Linked DNA regions of Homo sapiens: region 1 is linked to region 2. A link is a contact called in ENCODE Hi-C or POLR2A ChIA-PET data. All regions are on one chromosome and are shown on one strand. Each heading gives the region's core, a stretch centred on a gene start or an enhancer-like site at or near the end of the contact. The rest is flanking DNA. Distances are from core to core; before and after follow the strand shown.

Region 1 (5,861 bases), core at 276-2,775, 1.1 Mb before region 2:
TTGAAAGTTTAGGTTTTTGGCTAAATTTTTGTTAAATCTGATGAGTCACTGTTTTTACCTCTAAATGACTCATGCTGGAAATAGCAGAAGTATTAGCATCCCACTTTCAAAATGAGCTGTCTACACACACACACATACACACACACTCATGTGTGTATGTATATATATATATATATATATATATATGCACACACACACACACAATACTAGGTTATTCGTGTGTACTTTTATGAAGATGGTTTTTCAGTCAAACTTCTGACAATTCTACCTAAACAGGAATTTCTCATTTAGATGCTGAAAACAAAAATACTTCTTTGTGTTAATTTCCATTCACATATATTGTAATTTCTTTATGATTGGCCTTAAGTAATTTAGAAAATATTTTTCTCTTAATTTATTTAAATATTTGCTAGGTTAAGTAGTTTAAATGTATGATTTATTGGAAACAATTAAGATGGCCAGGCATGGTGACTCACGTCCCTAATCCAAGTGCTATGGGAGGCCAAAGTGAGAGGGTTGCTTGGAGTTTAAGACCATCCTAGGCAACAAAGCAACACCCCATCTCTACAAAAAATAAAATTACAAAATTGTCTGGGCATGGCGGCATGCACTTCTAGTTCTAGCTACTTGGGCATCTGAGATGGGAAGATCCCTTGAGCCCAGGAGTTCGAGGCTGCAGTGAGCTATGACCACACCACTGCACTCCAGCCTTGGTGACAGAGAAAGACTGTACAAATAAATACATATAATTAAGATGATTTCCTGGACTTTTGTTTCTACACTTGCGTTATGTCTTATTCAGATCTCTCTCTTTGGCTGCATCATTTGATAAAAGAAAAGAAAGAATAAAAGAGAATGCAATCTCCTAACAGAGGGATCCCTTTTGGATTTTTCCTGCCAAATATATTTTAATATTATGGTAAAGTTGTATTTAGTAAAAAATATTTTATGTCATTCATTACTCAACATTCACTTATTAAAATATATTTGAATGCATAATATTTTTGAGCACTATTCTGGATAATGTAGATGTCTTTTTTAAGAGTTGGTATCTGCTTCCTTCCTTTATATAGTAACTCTGGGTCTTAAATTAACTGAATTGACAGGGTTCCACCCAAATTTCCTCTGGCAGCTTTTTCTTTTAAACCTACTGCAAATACAATTTCTTCAAGTCAATAGAAAATAGGTAGTCCTTATCAACCACAAATAATTACTTAACTGTGTATGAGCAGGCACATAAGGGTCAGTCCCCACCCTCAAAGCCTGAGTTTAGAATAAATCCTGGAAATAGTGCTCAGTTTATCAGGGAATATGAAAGTTGACATTTCTATAGTTAACATGCTTTGTCTCTGGTACTGACAGAAGAAAAGAAAAGACTGATCTAATCATTCCACTGTTCCAAATTACATCATAGATAGTGACTTAAAATGAAAACATACTTCATAGACCTACTCTGTAAGGTTTCTATTTCGTGCTGTGACAAAGTATTTAGGGACTGCAAATGACAGATGTGAAGTACATTAGCGAAATGAATAGTTACATCGTCCCACCAGAGGAAGCACTTTTTTTTATCACAACAATTTATCATGAAAGAGGTGGTGATTTAAGAGAAAACATTGAAACGAAAGTACGTATTGCAAAGGAAGTTAGCAAATTGAAATTATGACTAAAACACTAGTAAGCAGAAGCTTTTGTAAATGCTTTGGAAGAGCATTTTTGTGACTGATTTTAATACGTTGAAATTAAACTGTATTACTTAAAAGGTGAATAAGTGAAAAAATGTACAAGTCTCAGAGTACCTCATGTCAAAGGAAAGAAGGAAGCTTAACCGCGACTTAGATATTACTTGCATATTTCGCTCACTGGCTTTAGAGTATCATTACCTGTATTCTTGAGTGAGATTAGTAATGAATGTAAGTATATTATGTAAAGCGTTGTTTCAAAAAGAGAGCTTGAAAATTTTTTTTTTGGTTAAATTTTTGGTTAGATCTGATTAGACTGTCACTATTTTTACCTTATAAGACTATTGATACTTGAAATAGTAGAACTATCATCATTCCACTTTCAAAACCAGCAGCCTTTCTCTCTCTCTCTCTCTCTCTCTCTACACACACACACACACACACACACACACACACACACACACACAGAGTTATTATTATGTATTTCATGAAGATAGCTTATCAACCAAACTTCTGAGTGGGTAGAATCTTGCCTAAACAGGAATTTCTCAGTTGGTTGCTGAAAATAAAGTACCCATACATGTATATTTTGATGTGCATATATTTTAATTTATTTAGTTGTAATTAGCCCTCAATGTTTTTAAAACTGTTGCTCTCTTAATTTAAGTAAATTAAGAATCATTTAACTTTTTTTGGATCATTCAACTGATATTGTGGCAAATACTGAATTTCCACTGCCTAAGTATCTGGTAAATATTTTTTTCATTCCATTCAAACATTTTAGAAATAAATACAAGTCTAAGTTCAGAATCTAAATGCTTAAAAAGCAGATAAATTTGATTAATTCTATTTTATTTTATTTTCTTTGCTTATCAATAGCTATTAATGTTTAGAAAGTGTTATTTCAAGGCCATGTGTGTTCAAGAAGACCTCTAGAGACAAATGTGTATAATAAGTTATTATAAATGCCAAAATTACAAAAGGGAAACCTGATTTTGAGACAGGAGATTTGGGTGTAGATGCAGGGAACCAAAGGCTGTTTCACACCAACTTCATAGAACTGAATTGAAAGGAAAACTCTCACTTTTCACACCTAAGTAACAAAAGGACCAGGGGCTACTCCCTTTGCGAACCCCATTTTTTTCTGCGTGGCAGATGAGAAATTGGCTGTCCCCAGCAAATCAGACTGATTGCAGGTGGAATCTTCCTTTGCAGCTTTGTAACTTCACTCCAGCCTCTGAATGGTTGCTGTCCACAACCGATCAGATTGATTGTGGTGAGCCTTCATTTGCATGCAATGTATAACTTTGTAACTTCACACTAGCCTCTGATGGTTGCTTCTTGCAACCAATGAGATGTTTGCACAGGAGTGTGACCTTGGCAACTTCATTTCAGCCTCTGGTTGGCTGCTTTCTGCAACCAATCAGACTGATTGTGGGCTACCACTTCATTTACATGAGGTGAGCATGAAGTGGCCAATGGGAAACTTCTAGGGGGTATTTGCACCCAAGAAGATTCTCTATCCTGGCCCTTGAGCCATTGCTCGGGTCTGCTCCCACACTGTGGAGTGTACTTTTGTTTTCAATAAATCCCTGCTTTCATTCTTCTGCTGCTTCATTCTTTCTTTGCTTTGCGGGGCATTATGTCCAATTCTTTGTTCAAAACGCCAAGGAACTGGACAACTTGCAGTCACAACCCACTACTGGTGACACTTTGGACAGAGGAAAGTCAATTTTTCAATCTTTCACAAACTTTACTGCATGTAAAGAACCTCCTCTACAAGGCTCTTAAGACACAGAAATGGAAAGATACAGCTCAGAAACTTGGGAGGTCACTTTAAAAAAATGAGGTAGTTAACATACAATTTCAATACAGCACAGATATGCTGTAATAAAAGTATTTTTAATATGCTGTGAAAGAAGAATAAAGTGCCTCAATCTGTGAGAAATTTGTAGGCAAATCAGCCCAGAGAAGGAAATCTATAGGTACGTTGCCAGGACATAGAAGTTTCCCAAAGCAGAAACCAACCCTACCCAGCCCAAGTTGGAAGGGTGAATACAGCCAGTCAGGATACTTCTATTTTTCTGATCAGTCATTGCATTAGGAATGGCTGCATTAAATGATACAGGACAACATTAGAAGAAATATGTAGGCAGAAAGGTCCTGGGAAAAGTTCAGGAGAAACCTAAAAATGTGCACATATTTTCAGAAAATGTGCAAAACTTGGGGAGGTTGCTTTAACTGAAAACGGTCCAAAGCTTACTCAGAGTTACATTTTGCATTTGCAAGCTAAATGACTTAACTTTTCTCATTGATCAAAATAATAGAGTGTGTGTGTGTGTGTGTGTGTGTGTGTGTGTGTGTGTGTGTGTGTTAGTCTGTTCTCACATTGGTCTTGCTATAGACCTACCTACCTGAGACTGAGTAACTTGTAAAAAAGAAAAAAAGAGGTTTCATTGACTCACAGTTCCACAAGCTGTACAGGAAGCATGGCTTGGAGACCTCAGGAAACTTATAATCATGACAGAAGGCAAAAGGGAAACAGTCAAGTCTTACATGGCTGGAGAAGGAGAAAGAGACAGGGGAGGAGGTGCTACACACCTTTAAACAACAAGATCTTATGAGAACGCATTCACTATCACAAGAATAGCAAGGGGGAAGTCTGCCTCCATGATCCAATCACCTCCCACTAGGCCCTTCCTCTAACATTGGGAATTACGATTTGACATGAGATTTGTGCAGGGTCACAAATCCAAACCATATGATTCTGCACTTGGCAATTCCCAAATTTCACATCTTTCTCACATTGCAAAATACAATTTTAACTCTTCAATAGTCCCCAATTCTTACCTTATTTCAGCATTAACTCAAAGTCTCATCTGAGACAAGTTAAGTCCCTTCTGCCTATGAGACTGTTAATCTGAAGAGTTAGTGACTTCCAAGGTACAATGAGGGTATAGGCATTGGGTACATATTCCCTCTCCAAAAGGAGAAATCAGCCAAAACAAAGTGTTACAGGCCCCATGAAAGTTCACAATCCAGCCAAGCAATCATTAAATCTTAAAGCTCCATAGTAACCTCCTTTGACTCCATGTCTCATATCCAGGCCACACTGATGCAAGAGGTGGGATTCCAAGCTCTGGGGAAATTTTGCCCCTGTGGCTCTGCAGGGCTCAGATCCCAAGCTTGCTCTCAAGGCCTGCCATTGAGTGTCCATAGCTCTTCTAGGCACACAGTGCAAACTCTCAGTGGATCTACCATTCTGGGGTCTGGAGGATGGTGACCCTCTTCCCACAGCTCCACTAGGCAGGTTCCCCAGTGGGGACTCTGTATGTGGGCTCGAATCCCACATTTCCCCTCTTCACTGCCCTAGTAGAGGTTCTCTATGAGGGCTCCACCTCTGCAGCAGACTTCTGCCTGAACATCCAGGCATTTTTCATACATCCTTCAGGCTCTAGGCAGAGGCTTCCAAGCCTCAACTCTTGCCCTTTTCACACCTGCAGGTTTAACAACACATGGAAGCCACCAATGCTTATGGCTTGAACCCTCTGCAGCAGTGGCCTGCGATGTATCTGGGGCCCTCTTAGCTACTGCAGGAGCTGGAACAGCTGGGATGCAGGGAGCAGTGTCCCAAGGTTGTGCAGGGCAGTGGGGCCCTCTGCCCAACCCATGAAACTGTTCTTCCCTCCTAGGCCACTGGACCTGTGACTGAAGAGACTGATGCAAAGGTCTCTGAAGTGCCTTTAAGGTTTTTACCCCATTGTCTTGGCTATTAGCATTTGGCTCCTCCATCCTTTGGCAAATTTCTGCAGCCTGCTTGAATTCCTCCCTTTGAAAATGGGATTTTCTTTTCTACCACATGGCCAGGCTGCAAATTTTCCAAACTTTTATGATCTGCTTTACTTTTAAATATATTTCAGTTTCAGATCATTTTTTTGCTCATGCATATAAGCTTATGCTGTTGGAAGCAGACAGGCTGCATATTGAAAACTTTACTGCTTAAAATTTTTTTCTGCTAGACACCCTAAATCATCTCTCTCAAGTTCAAAGTTTCACATCTCTCTAGGGCAGAAGAACAATGCTTCCAATCTCTTTGTTAATGCATAATAAAAGTGACCTTTGCTCCAATTTCCAATAAGTTCCTCATCTCCTCTGAGACATTCTCAGCCTGGACTTCAC
Region 2 (6,518 bases), core at 3,978-6,477:
GTACTCCAGCCTGGGTGACAGCGAGACTCCATCTCAAAAAAAACAAAAGATTATAGGCCGGGCGCGGTATAACATAACCCTCTGGCCTGAACTGTGACTCTGTGGTTGAAATACACACAGGGGAATGAGAGAGGCAAGGGGTATTATTCATTTGCTCCAAGTTTTATCAAGGTAATCCAGGCTTTACCACAGAACTATTTCAACTCAGAAACAATGTTTAAGTGGTTTACAATTCAAAGATTGCCTGAAATTTTTAAATTTTACATATGCATGAACTAAGCTATGGTATGAAATTACAATACTTATTCCTGGATAAATTACAATACTTATTTGTGGATAAGAAAACAATATAAATGTAAGAGGAAGGTTTTCTCTCTTCTCTTTAGAAATGTCTTTAGGAAACTTGGTTTTGTTTTAATGCAGTTTTCTCGCCTGCATTTTTTCCGCTAGTGAATCATGGTAAAAAGGCAGTATTGGCCTACAAATCTGCCCCAAGGACTAGGTCTAGTAATCTTCACAGTTACTTCTCTTCTACCGCTTCTTTTTTTTTTTTTTTTTTTTTTTTTTTTTGAGACGGAGTCTCACTCTGTCCCCCAGGCTGGAGTGCAGTGGCGAGATCTTGGCTCACTGCAAGCTCCGCCTCCCAGGTTCATGCGATTCTCCTGCCTCAGCCTCTGAGTAGCTGGGACTACAGGTGCCCGCCAACACGCCCGGCTAATTTTTTTTTTTTTTTTTTTTTTTTTTTTTTTTTGTATTTTTAGTAGAGACGGGGTTTCAACATGTTAGCCAGGATGGTCTCGATCTCCTGACCTCGTGATCCGCCCGCCTCGGCCTCCCAAAGTGCTGGGATTACAGGCGTGAGCCACCGCGCCCGGCTTCTTCTACCGCTTCTAAACCTGCTTATTCTCCAAAAATTAAGTGCATTCACAACGTCTGTAGGACTTCTATGTAGAAACCATTTATGAATCAGGGATTACCTACTGCACGTAAGATTTCAATATCACTTGTTCCATCAACATTTATTGGAGGTCTGCTACGCTAAGCATTGTGCCACATGTTTGATGAACAGTCTTGGCCTCATGGAGTGGAAAAGACAGCCATAAGTGGTAACAATACAGGATTAGCGCTATGATAGAAGAGTACTAAATGCTGTAAGAATTCATGGAAGGTGTTTATTATCAGGAAAGGCTTTCCAGAGGAAATGGAAAGTTATGAATTGGAGTTAGCAGAGCATAGGGAAAGGAGTGAGGGACATCTTTCAGACAGTGTGAAGGCTGAGTCTCACTTTGAAGAAATACAAACAAATTCAGCATATTTGGAACAAAGAGCAGATTCAGGAAGAATCAAGAAATGAAACGAGAGCAATATACAAGAGCAAGACTATAAAGAAATTTGTTTTAGAAGTTTTTGGATTTTTGCTTAAGAAAAGTGGGGAAATATTAAGCAAAACAGTAACAAAACACAATCAAAATTTCTTTCTTTTTAAAGATCACTCCTGGCCTTACAGGAAAGAATAGGTTACAGGTAAGAAAGCAAGTTAATGAGGAGTTGGCCCCAGGCAAGTTGTAACAGTAACTTGGATTATAGTAGTGGCGGTGAAAATGGGGGGAAAACTGACAGATTTCATAGTGATTTAGGAGGTAGAATAAACGAGACTTAGTGACTGGTTGGACATCAGGCATGAATAAGAAGATGGAAGTGTTTCAGGCTTCCACGTTTCTGATTTGAGTATCTGTGTGGGCAATAAAGCCAAATAAACACTTGGACATATGTGTGTGATGCTCACCCATACAGAGGAAGAAAACCAGGTTACGATATCACCAAAGCTAATTACAGTGTTTCAAGAAGGAGATGCAGTGCTCTAGTCTCAAATTGCTTCAAAATTGTTTGTCAGATAACTGTACATTGTACAAACATAAAACTGGTATAGGAAGTACAGTCATAACCTTGTGACAGTTAAGTTAGGTATCAATTTCCAGGAGTGATGAGTGAGCATTTTGAAGAGAGAAATAATTCTGATTAAATGACTCAGGTCATTTAATATATAGTAGGTGGGATGAAAACTGAAAGAAGGAAAGGAAGGAAATAAAGGAATGAAGGAGGGAGAAAGGGAGTATGGGAAGGAGGTGGCGAAAGAATGGAGAGGAAGAAAGAAAAGTTGAGGGAGGAAACTCCCTACTTCTTCTTCTTCCTTGGATACTTAGTTCTGGAAAACATGCCTTCCCAGAGAAGGGAGATAATATTCCATCCTTTGTGCCAAGCATGGCAATTTAAAGCAGAATCTTCTGAACACTAAATTGAAGCAAATACCTTCAACCAACTGGTGTTATTCCATGGGAGACTTTAAAACATATTTGCCATTTCTACTCTTGGCACAGTTTCCAGAAATAATAGGGTATTCTCTAAAGTCTAATGATTCTATTAACATATTCTCAAAGGTGAATTCTAATAGCATTCTCCAGTTAGCTTCTGTCTTACCATATTTCTCCTTGCTTCAGCAAACGCCTTCTTTTCTTCCTCTATTCTCCTTCTGGCTTCTTCTTCTGCTTTCCTTTTTTCATCTTCTCTTCTTTGCCTTTCCATTTCTTCAAAACTGAGTTTGAGTTTACCAGGGCGGTACCCTTTAAAAATTTTTGCTGTGTCTTGGTTTTCCTCATCTTCATTTACCTAACCAAATAAACAATTCATTACTAAGAATTGAGGTTCATCAGAAAAAGGAATGAATTATTAATCAAAAGGCACAGAATTAGCCACTATCACACAGGAGTTTCAATGCCCTTAATATACTTGACCTAAATCCCCTTCCTTTTTAATGTCTTCTATGATAAAATATTCAAATTTGGAGAAATTCCATATAAAGATGTACTCAGGTTAAATAAAACTTCTCAAATAAGCCAAATTTCTATAGATAAAATTGAATATTAAAACATTTTTAGCCAGGTGTTGTGGCGGCTCACGCCTGTAATTCCAGAACTTTAGGAGGCAGGAGGATCACTTGAACCCAGGAGTTCAAGACCAGCCTGGGCAACATAGCAAGACTTCGTCTCTACTAAAAACCAAAAAACACATTATAGCCAGTGTGGTGGTGTGTGCCTGTAGTCCCAGCTACTCGAGAAGCTGAGGTGGGAGGATCCCTTGAGCCCAGTAGGTTGAGGCTGCAGTGAGGGGTTACTGTTGAGTATTAACTTTCCCAGAACAAATATAAAATGCGTATGTGTGTACTATAATTGGGGTTCAAGTATATCTACACAGAATCTCTTTGGTAGTAAAATAATGTTCTCATTTTGTAATTTTTGTATTTTTTTTTTTACTGTGAACTATGGTACCTTATACTAATCAGATAAAAGATTATTATCTAGAACTATTTTATGTAAAATTCCAGCTTTATGATTTTATCATTAAAGGTTTATTATTAAATTTACTATAATATCAATTGAAATGTATTATTTATTTAACAATACTATTTCTTTATTAAGTTGACCACCAGAAATATCTAAAATGTGCAGATATTATGCAGCTATACCCGAGTAATAACATTTTCAAATAAATGTCTAGAAAATTAAATTTTTATATATATAATTCTTAGAACATCATTCAAGAAAGCTGATCAAGAAAGTTCTGTAACTTTAAAATTACAAATATTCCATTTTTAGATCCTTTTTTTTTTTTTTTGAGACAGGGTCTCACTCTGTCACCCAGGCTGGAGTCCAGTGGCTCATTCATAGTTCGCCGTAGCCTTGATTTCCCGGGCTCAAGCAATCCTCTCGCCTCAGCACCCGGGGAGCTTGGACTACAGGTCTGTGCCACCACACCTGGCTAATTTTTGTATTTGTTTTTGTAGAGACATGGTTTCCACATGTTGCTCAGGCTGGTCTCAAACTCCTGGGCTCAAGGGATCTGCCTGCCTCAGCCTTCCAAAGTGCTGAGATTACAGGCATGGCCACCATGCCTGGCGCATTTTTAAATCTTAAAACGAGGTTTGGAATCAGTGTTTTCTTATTTCAGTTTTACTTTCTGTTGATAAATCTATTAATACCATAGTAATAATTAACATTTTCAAAGAACTTAGTATATGTAACAAACACCATTTTAAGTGCTTCCTAGATATTAACTTGTTTAACCATTTAAGAAATAGGCATTGAAAAAAAATCCAAGTCATTGTGGAAGTTAAAAAAAAAAAGAAGTAGGCGCTTTCATTTTTACCATTTTAAAAATGAAGAAACTAAGAGAGATTTAATTAATTAACACAGCGAGAGATTAAAACAGTTGTCCATGGTTACACAGTTAGTAAATGGCTGATATCTGAATCTAGACAATCTGGCCCCACAATCCATGCTCTTAACCACACTACACACACACACACACACACACACACACACAGACACACACACACAGAGGCATGCACACAAATATGCACACACATACACTTAATAGGACAAACTGCATATTCCACCGTAAACTGTTATTTTGATATGTTCAAACAGTTGAAAAACTGGACTGCTGAGGACAAGTTTACACTTATAATCAGTCCCGCACCCATGTCATTAAGTACTTTGCAGATTGAACTAACAGATGAAGGAAACCAGGTTCATTGAGTAATTATTTTGCATATTTATACATTAATAACAATGTATAAAAATAAAAATTTAAAGCATATTGGGTAAAATGCCCCAGAGTGAAAACTGGAAAACAGTATGGATTTTTTTTTTTGAGACAGTCTCATTCTGTTACCCAGGCTGGAGTGCAATGGCGTGATCTCAGCTCACTGCAACCTCCATCGCCTAAGTTCAAGTGATTCTCGTGCCTTAGCCTCCCAAGCAGCTGGGATTACAGGGATTTCACAGTGTTGGCCAGGCTGGTTTCAAACTCCTGACCTCAGGTGATCTACCCACCTTGGCCTCCCAAAGTGCTGGGATTACAGCATGAGCCACCGTGCCTAGCCTAGATGTATTTTATATATGAAATATGAATACAATTAGAAAATCAGCCCTTCTATATGTAAAATCTCTTTGAATTTGTAGTAGTAAACCTTATCTTAAGTCGGCTAACTTCATTAATATTAATTGTAAGGTTTAAATATGTAGATTTACCATTTGCCGCCTTGCTTCTTCAAAAGCACGCTTCTCTTCTTCTAAACGTTTTCTTGCTTCCTCTTCAGCTTGCTTCTTTCGGTTTTCTTGTCTTTGTCGCTCCAGTTCTTCAAAAGTTAGTTTCAATTTTCCGGGAGAAAGTGATTCTTTTTTTGCTTCACTTTCTATTTCATCATCCTAAGAAAACGTTATGAAAACCCACCTTTTAGTCATAAAGGAAAATGCTGCTAACTTAAACTGCCTTGATTTGTTTCTTAGAAAACAAACAAACAAAAATTTACCATAACTAATGAAAGACACTTTGCTTCCTTGAGAGATGGTCGTTGTTCTTCATATCTTATTCTTTTATCTTCCTCGTACTTGATCCTTTCTTTCTCTTCACGTTCTTTTTCTAGATCCTCAAAATTCTTTTTCATTTTTCCAGATGTTTTATATGATTTGACAGGTACCACAGTTATAAGTAGTGAATCATCTCCTTCCTATTTTATAAAATAGATAATTAGCCTATTTCTTCTTAATCAAAATTGGGTTTCATGGGACTTTACCTCCATCATAGGTGAATTTCATTACACTGTCATCAATGTTATTATGAAGAACATTTTTTTACAGATTATTATTAAATATCTCCTACTCTAAATTCTTTGTGCATTATGAGTTAATCTTGCTGAAATCCATTGCTGACGAGGTTCAAGAAGCATTCTATTTCCTAGAAGATGGAGTTAATACAGCTGTTTGGATAACGAAACTGCAGTGACATTGCCTGAATTAAGCTATTTGTGCACTAATCCACAAAATGTGCATGTGAATATACTCTAAATCAATTTGATGGTGGATAGATTCAGTTTAAACAAAAAAAAGTTTCCTCATATGATTTTTCTCTCTATGCAAGCTTTTAAATACTTAATGAAACCAGTATTTAGTGAGAAAAAAACACAGTATTTCCAAGTGATTTATTAAACATTTATATATATTATAGATAAACTCTCTGGTATTTGATTGTATTAAAATATTTTAAAATTATTATTTAATTCATTTTAATTATATAATCTGTTGTTGCCTCTGACTTTTTTAAAAACTAAGAAGAGTGGTGAAATGAAACACATGGCCCTGAGATAAAATTGCTCCCAATTTATGGGCTGTAGTTTTGGGCACACCATCAAATTGAAAGATTTTTAACTTATTCTGTTAGATAAAAGGGATGACTAAAATTTTTGTGGTTGTTGAACATTTCTTCTTGGTAACAGATACTGCACTCTGTACTATTATATAAAAACCAAAACATAAACTCTCAGGAACTCTGAGGAAAGAAGACAAATGATGAAAATAAAATTGCCTTTTTATAAATGTTAGCGTTCAACAATCTCAGCTGTTAGTAACAGTTCAAAAAATACGTTGTCTTGGCAGAGTATCTCAAACTGAGACTAATAA

Evidence for each region. A loop is a pair of places that touch in the nucleus more often than their neighbours do. ChIA-PET counts read pairs that join two places held with the same protein, here RNA polymerase II (POLR2A). Pooled maps may share reads with other maps.
Region 1: a loop to region 2 is called in a map with no recorded cell type, with 6 times the contacts of the local background. The contact joins two enhancer-like sites. A Hi-C loop is called at or near these places in 1 of 37 single-sample maps with no recorded cell type and 2 of 50 pooled maps. POLR2A ChIA-PET finds 5 or more read pairs at or near these places in 1 of 52 experiments (PC-9).

The regions. Positions count from the first base shown.
Region 1 is chr1:79,036,500-79,042,360 of GRCh38, reverse strand. No RefSeq gene overlaps it. Among named protein-coding and RNA genes, the nearest start is that of ADGRL4, 33 kb to the right of the region's middle. Within about 2 kb of position 1,525, at least 2 of the 41 ENCODE cell types and tissues checked have a DNase peak (open chromatin) inside an H3K27ac peak, as active enhancers do.
Region 2 is chr1:77,925,465-77,931,982 of GRCh38, reverse strand. It overlaps NEXN (nexilin F-actin binding protein), which reads right to left. Exons shown (of 13, transcript NM_144573.4): 7 at 5,372-5,569; 8 at 5,091-5,267; 9 at 2,479-2,667. Among named protein-coding and RNA genes, the nearest start is that of NEXN-AS1, 39 kb to the right of the region's middle. Within about 2 kb of position 5,227, at least 3 of the 41 ENCODE cell types and tissues checked have a DNase peak (open chromatin) inside an H3K27ac peak, as active enhancers do.